Regions from separate parts of the Mus musculus genome. Here region 1 is linked to region 2. Evidence: chromatin contacts called from ENCODE Hi-C or POLR2A ChIA-PET data. All regions are on one chromosome and are shown on one strand. The core of a region is the stretch at or near the end of the contact, and the rest is flanking DNA. Distances in the headings are between cores, read along the strand shown. Region 1 has its middle 5.8 kb from the start of Cyp11a1. Region 2 holds the start of Cox5a (cytochrome c oxidase subunit 5A).

Region 1 (2,700 bases), core at 59-2,558, 490 kb before region 2:
CAGGATAGCCAGGGCTACACAGAGAAACCCTGTCCCCAAAAAACAAACAAACAAAAATAATAAAAAATATAAAAATAAACCCAAAACCTAAAACCAGAGAGTGTCTGAGAAAGGCATCTGATGTAGACTTCAGGCCTACACAGAGAGAGAGAGAGAGAGAGAGAGAGAGACAGAGAGACAGAGAGACAGAGAGACAGAGAGACAGAGAGACAGAGAGACAGAGACAGAGAGACAGAGACAGAGAGACACACAGAGAGACATAGAGACACAGAGACAGAGAGAGACAGAGAGGGACAGAGGTACAGAGGGACAGAGACACAGAGAGGTACATGCACACAAACACACCAACTAAAACACATGTCATAGTAGGTTGATGACTGCTTAAGGCTTAGGACTTGGGGTAACCTGGAGGTCATACATAAAGAATATTGGGGGCTTTCGGATAGTAAAGATGAAAATGGTTTACAACTGCTGGTCCTGATAATAAAATATTATACTATATATTTATTATACTAATATTATAGTATAAATAATAAGATATAAAGTATAATAAAATCAATATAGGGTCTGGAGAGATGTCTCAGCAGTTAAGAGCTCTGGCTGCTCTTCCAGAGAACCCTAGTTCGAGCACCCACATGACAGCTCACAACCATCTGTATCTCCAGTCCCAGGGGATCCAGCGCCCTCTTCTGGACTCTGAGGGTGCTCTGCATAAACATGGAGTACATGCAGACAAAACAGCCACACACAGAAAAATGAAAACAACTAAATCTTCTTAAAATTAAAGCCCTGAGTTGTGCATGCTAAATGAGCCCATTGTTCTGCTCACGGAGCAGTGTCTCTGCAATTCCAGCAATGAGGAAGCTGAGGTTAGAGAATCACAAGTTCAGGGTTAGCCTGGGCTACAGAGTGACTTTGAGGCTATTCTGGACTATGTAGGGAGACTCTGTCTCGAAAACTATAAAAAACAAACAAACAAACAAACAAACAAATAGGTAAATTGAATGGTATGGAAATTCCATCTCTACAGAGCGATCAGCAAGCTCACCAGCACAAAGAACTGTATTCTCTTAACTCCTTTTTCTGTGTTTATCAGGCCAGGGGTAGCATGTGGGAGTGACAGTTGTCCTTGCTACTTGACCCAAGATTCCAATAACATTTGAATCACTCCCAACAAATTTAGAGCAGCCACACACCCCACCCCACCCCCGCAGAAATTGAGCACTTCTCTCGAACAGCTGTCACATTCCCCGAGGGAGCAGCCTGTCCTGCCAGTCACAGACTTGCTGATAAAGCCAGGCTACAGAGGGGGCTGGTTTTGCATCACTAATGGCCTTGAGCCTGCAATGACATCATCCAGGAATAGCTGTGGCATTGGTTTCACAAAGAAAGGCAGTCACGTGGTCCTCTCTGAGGATACTAGAAGCGACAGGCCATCCAGGGTGAGCTCTTAAAACCAATTCCTCGGTTAGCCGCGACCCCATATTCCTGCCCAGAGAGGGAGTCAGGATCGCCAGGGCATGGAAGCCATGTCCATTCAGATCCTGTCCTTCACAGCTGCCCTGATCTGAGCTCAAAGCTCAGACCTCACAGCCAGCCCCTCTGCTGTGGAGCAGCAACTCCTGAAATGGCTCATCCCCTCAGCCTGTCCACGTGAGCCATCACAAAGTGAGCCTGGGCTCCGCCGTAGGCAGATGAGACACGAGGGAGAATCTTGTGCAGGCTTCCAGGAGCAAGCAAGCTTCTCCATCGCTCCAGAAGAACTTCTGGAAACCCAGCATCTCCTTCCCAGACAAGACTGGGTTGGTGCCCCCATAATGCGTGGCAACTTATCCAGAAGGTTGGTGGCTTTAAAACAGCAAATGATGGTGGCCTCCTGTATTTCCTACAATAGGCAGCCAGGAGCAGCCTCGGGTATACAGCTCTAGCCCATAGCTCCTCTTGAGGGGCCCTTGTCACACAGGCGTAGCTGGTGCGTAGGGGCCAGCATCCAAACAGGCTGCACTGACCTGGCTGGCCCCTCCTTCAGGACATGTCAGTGGCTGTTAGCAGTAGCCCAGCTTTCCCTAGCTGTGGCCCATGGGCCTCAGTTTCTCACCTCAAGGGCAGCTGGGTATCCTTCCCAACATGGTAGGCATCTTCCAGGACAAAAGTCCTGAAAGAGAGAGCTGAAGGCTCTTCTGAGGTAGCAGGCCATCACTCCCACTCTGGTGTGTGTGCAGCAGTAACACACCAAGCCAGGCCTAAGCCAAAACAGAGGGTAACTGGGCTCCGCCTTTGAATGGAAGTGTCAAAGAATCAAAGAATATGTGGATATGTTTAACCCATACTGTAGAAGTCCAAAGGCCCAGAGACCTTTTTCTTTCTTCCCAAGATTCTACACTTTTAAAATAAATGTCCCCTTTTGTACAAGACAAAATAGAAGAAATGATTAGAATTGCCAAAGGTATTACAATCCAGATAGAAAGACAGGCTTGTTTACAAGAAAATAAGTAAAATTAAGGTGGGTGTCACAGGAAACATTCAAACACTACAATGGGTGTCACTGTTTATAGCAGCATGGGAGGGGACAGTACACCGAGGGGCAGGCACACCACAAGGTATGGGTTTCACAGCATCAGTTAAAAAGTTGATCCCAGGGGGCTGGTGAGATGGCTCAGTGGGTAAGAGCACCCGACTGCTCTTCAGAAGGTCCAGAGT
Region 2 (2,875 bases), core at 31-2,530:
AGTTCCTCGATAGCCCTTTTAGTACCATTCTGAGTTCTAGTCTAGTCTGGGCTATAGAGGCCCTGTTTCTAAAATAAAATACTCCTATTTATTTTAGGCCGATGCCGGCCTGGTTTACAAAGAGTTCCAGGACAGCCAGGCTACACAGCTGACACATACCACAACCAAACAAAACCAAAAGTAAGATAGATGTACCGTGCTAAGTGGAGAGGGTCTGAGAACACACCAAGTGGCAGAGCAATTATCTAGCAATGCAGGGCCCTTGGTTCCCCCTCAGCAATGGGGGTGGACAGTGATGGGACACAAAATCTCCTGATCACACAGAAGGGGAAACAAGCAACCAAACATAATACTTCATAAGTCAGCACTGAAGCTTCTCATTTTAAACGGGTGGAGGGGAATCCACGAAGCTTTCCCATGTTTGTACACCCAGTATTCCTCAGTATTTGGTACCCAATCTTGTAAACGTTATCATTCTTTCCATTAATATTTGTCAATGTTCAGGCTCTCTTACAAGCCGCAAGAAACCACACTTTAAATTATCTATTTGAAACGCAGGGCTAAAATGTGGCTCAACAGTCCTCAAACGTGGCCGTACCCAGTTATGAAGGTGACACAAAAATGCCAGCAGAGAATTGCCTGATCAGGGCTAAAAGGGTATTGTGTCCCACTGGGGAATCAAATTGTGTTCTAGGAAACGCAGAGGCGGGCGGCGCGCCCGGAGGCTCAATGTCACCTTCGCCAAGATGCCGCAGGCCGGCGGGGGCCACTCCCGGTCAGGTGGCTGCGGGGTCAGCGCAGGGAACGGTCACGGCCCAGAGACTGAAAGGAAGTGCTGAGCTCGTCCTCGGCGACCCCGGCAAGTCCACACACCTGACTGGCCGCGGGTTCGGCATCAGGAAGTGGCGGGGAGGGAGGCCCGGAGGAGTCTCCTACACGACTCCAGACGGCCGCGGACGCACTGCGGTCACCGGGCTCCAATGCCGGCTCGCAGGGCAAAGGCTAGGCCGCCAGGGAGCCTGCCCTCGAGTGGCGGCGGGAGCCCAGGTCACAGCAAGGACACGCGAGCGAGGGCTGTGGCGGGCGCGGACCTTACCGGCGGCGGGGCTGGGAGCCGAGGCGGGGTGCAGGAGGCCTCGGGCAGCCGCGGCTGCGGTACAGCGACGGAGGGCAGCGGCGAGCATGACGGCGACCACAGCGCACTGGCTGAGGCTGACGAGAAGCCGGTGTGAGCTCGCGGGCGGTACAGCAGTTCGCGGGGGCCGGACTCACGCAGCGACGCACGCTGGGCGGAGCATAAGGCCGGCCCACTGCGGAGCTCGCGCCTACGGAAGCGGGTGGGGCGCCATGCGGTCGCCGGCGGCTACGGCGGCCGTGGAGGACAAACCACGTCGGCGCCGCGCCAAAGCTGGTCCGATGACCCGGGTGACCGTAGTGAACATTCCTGCGTGGGAGGAAAGGCAGGGTGAGCAATGGACAATGTGGATTTGGAATCGCCAACAGAGGAGACTATCACAATTTGGAATTGTAGCGATAATAACGGCAAACTATAATAAGAATAACCGCTTTGCCCCCGCGCGTTGGTGTATGCTATAATTCTAGCCCTCTACAGGCTAAGTATTAGGAATTTCAGGCTCTCTTATGCAACCTGAGTCTCAGAAAAAAAAAAAATCATACTGGGAGTAGTGACTCAAGACAATAATCAACATTTTGGAGGCAGGGGGAAAGGGGATTCAAGGACAGCCTGGGTCACATGATCCTCCCCCACCCACTAAAGCCCAATTATTTACTTTTACCCATTAGGAAACCGACTCAAAAATTACGTTGTTTAGGGTCTAGGAAGATAGACGGTTTAGTGGATAAAGTGCTTTCTGTGGCTCAGTAGTTAATAGTTTATTAACTTTCTGCGCTCTCAGAGGACTCACGTTTACTTCACATCAGGTGGCTCCCAACTGTCTGTAACTCCCGCTCCAAGGGAATCTGACACCCTCTTCTGGACATCACAAGTACCCACATTGTGCTGTGCTATATACTCACACACATACATGTAAATAAACTTTACAAATGAAATGAAGGCACGGATGAATAAGTAAACGAAAAATGAAAAAAATGTACCTTGATTAAACGAGTATGAATCCATGAATTGGCTTTCCTAATCTTGACTTCTCTGAGCCAATTATGGGACATATGTTAGTTATCTTAATTTTATTTTTGGTTATAAGGTGTGGTAGTTATTGAATAAGAATGGCTCCCATAGTCTCATATATTTGAATGCTTGGTCATCAGAGAGTGGCACTATTTGAGAGGGATTAGAAGGTGTGGCCTTGTTGGAAGAAGTGTGTCATTGGGGGTGGGCTTTGGGGTTTCAAAAGCCCATGCAAGGTTCAGAGTCTCTCTCTTCCTGCTACCTTCAAATGTAGAACTCTCAGCTACTTCTCCAGTACCATTCCTGCCGTGCTTTCTGCCTGGATGATAATGGACACTGATCTCTAAAACTGTAAGCCAGCCCCAGTTAAATGCTTACTTTTATAAGAGTTGCTGTGGTCTCTTCACAGCAATAGAACACTAAGGTTTCATAGTAGCCCTGCCAGGCCTTGAACTCACAGAGGCCTGTCTGCTTCTGCCTCCTGAATGCTGGGATTAAAGGAGCTGGCTCACCAGCTCTTAGTTACTTTTTAAATTGATACAACAAAATATGTGACAGAAACAATTTAAGGAAGAAAGTGGGTTTGTTGTTGCTTGTTTGTTTTTTACAAAAGGGCCAGGCTATGCCAGTGCCTGGCAGATACAGAAGTGGATGCTCATAGTCATCTATTGGATGGAATACAGGGTCCCTAATGAAGGAGCTTGAGAAAGTACCCAAGGAGCTAAAGGG

What was found. Hi-C counts contacts between places; a loop is a spot of excess contacts on that map. ChIA-PET counts read pairs that join two places held with the same protein, here RNA polymerase II (POLR2A).
Region 1: a loop to region 2 is called in a map of v-Abl transformed pro-B cells, with 3 times the contacts of the local background. The contact joins the enhancer-like site here to the promoter of Cox5a in region 2. A Hi-C loop is called at or near these places in 1 of 37 maps with a recorded cell type or tissue (v-Abl transformed pro-B cells). POLR2A ChIA-PET finds 5 or more read pairs at or near these places in 1 of 5 experiments (embryonic stem cell).

The regions. Positions count from the first base shown.
Region 1 is chr9:58,007,784-58,010,483 of GRCm38, reverse strand. It overlaps a transcript of Cyp11a1 not described here. Among named protein-coding and RNA genes, the nearest start is that of Cyp11a1, 5.8 kb to the left of the region's middle. Within about 2 kb of position 1,308, at least 1 of the 3 ENCODE cell types and tissues checked has a DNase peak (open chromatin) inside an H3K27ac peak, as active enhancers do.
Region 2 is chr9:57,519,637-57,522,511 of GRCm38, reverse strand. Cox5a (cytochrome c oxidase subunit 5A) reads right to left here and starts at 1,280. Exons shown (of 5, transcript NM_007747.2): 1 at 1,097-1,280. The coding sequence starts at 1,184.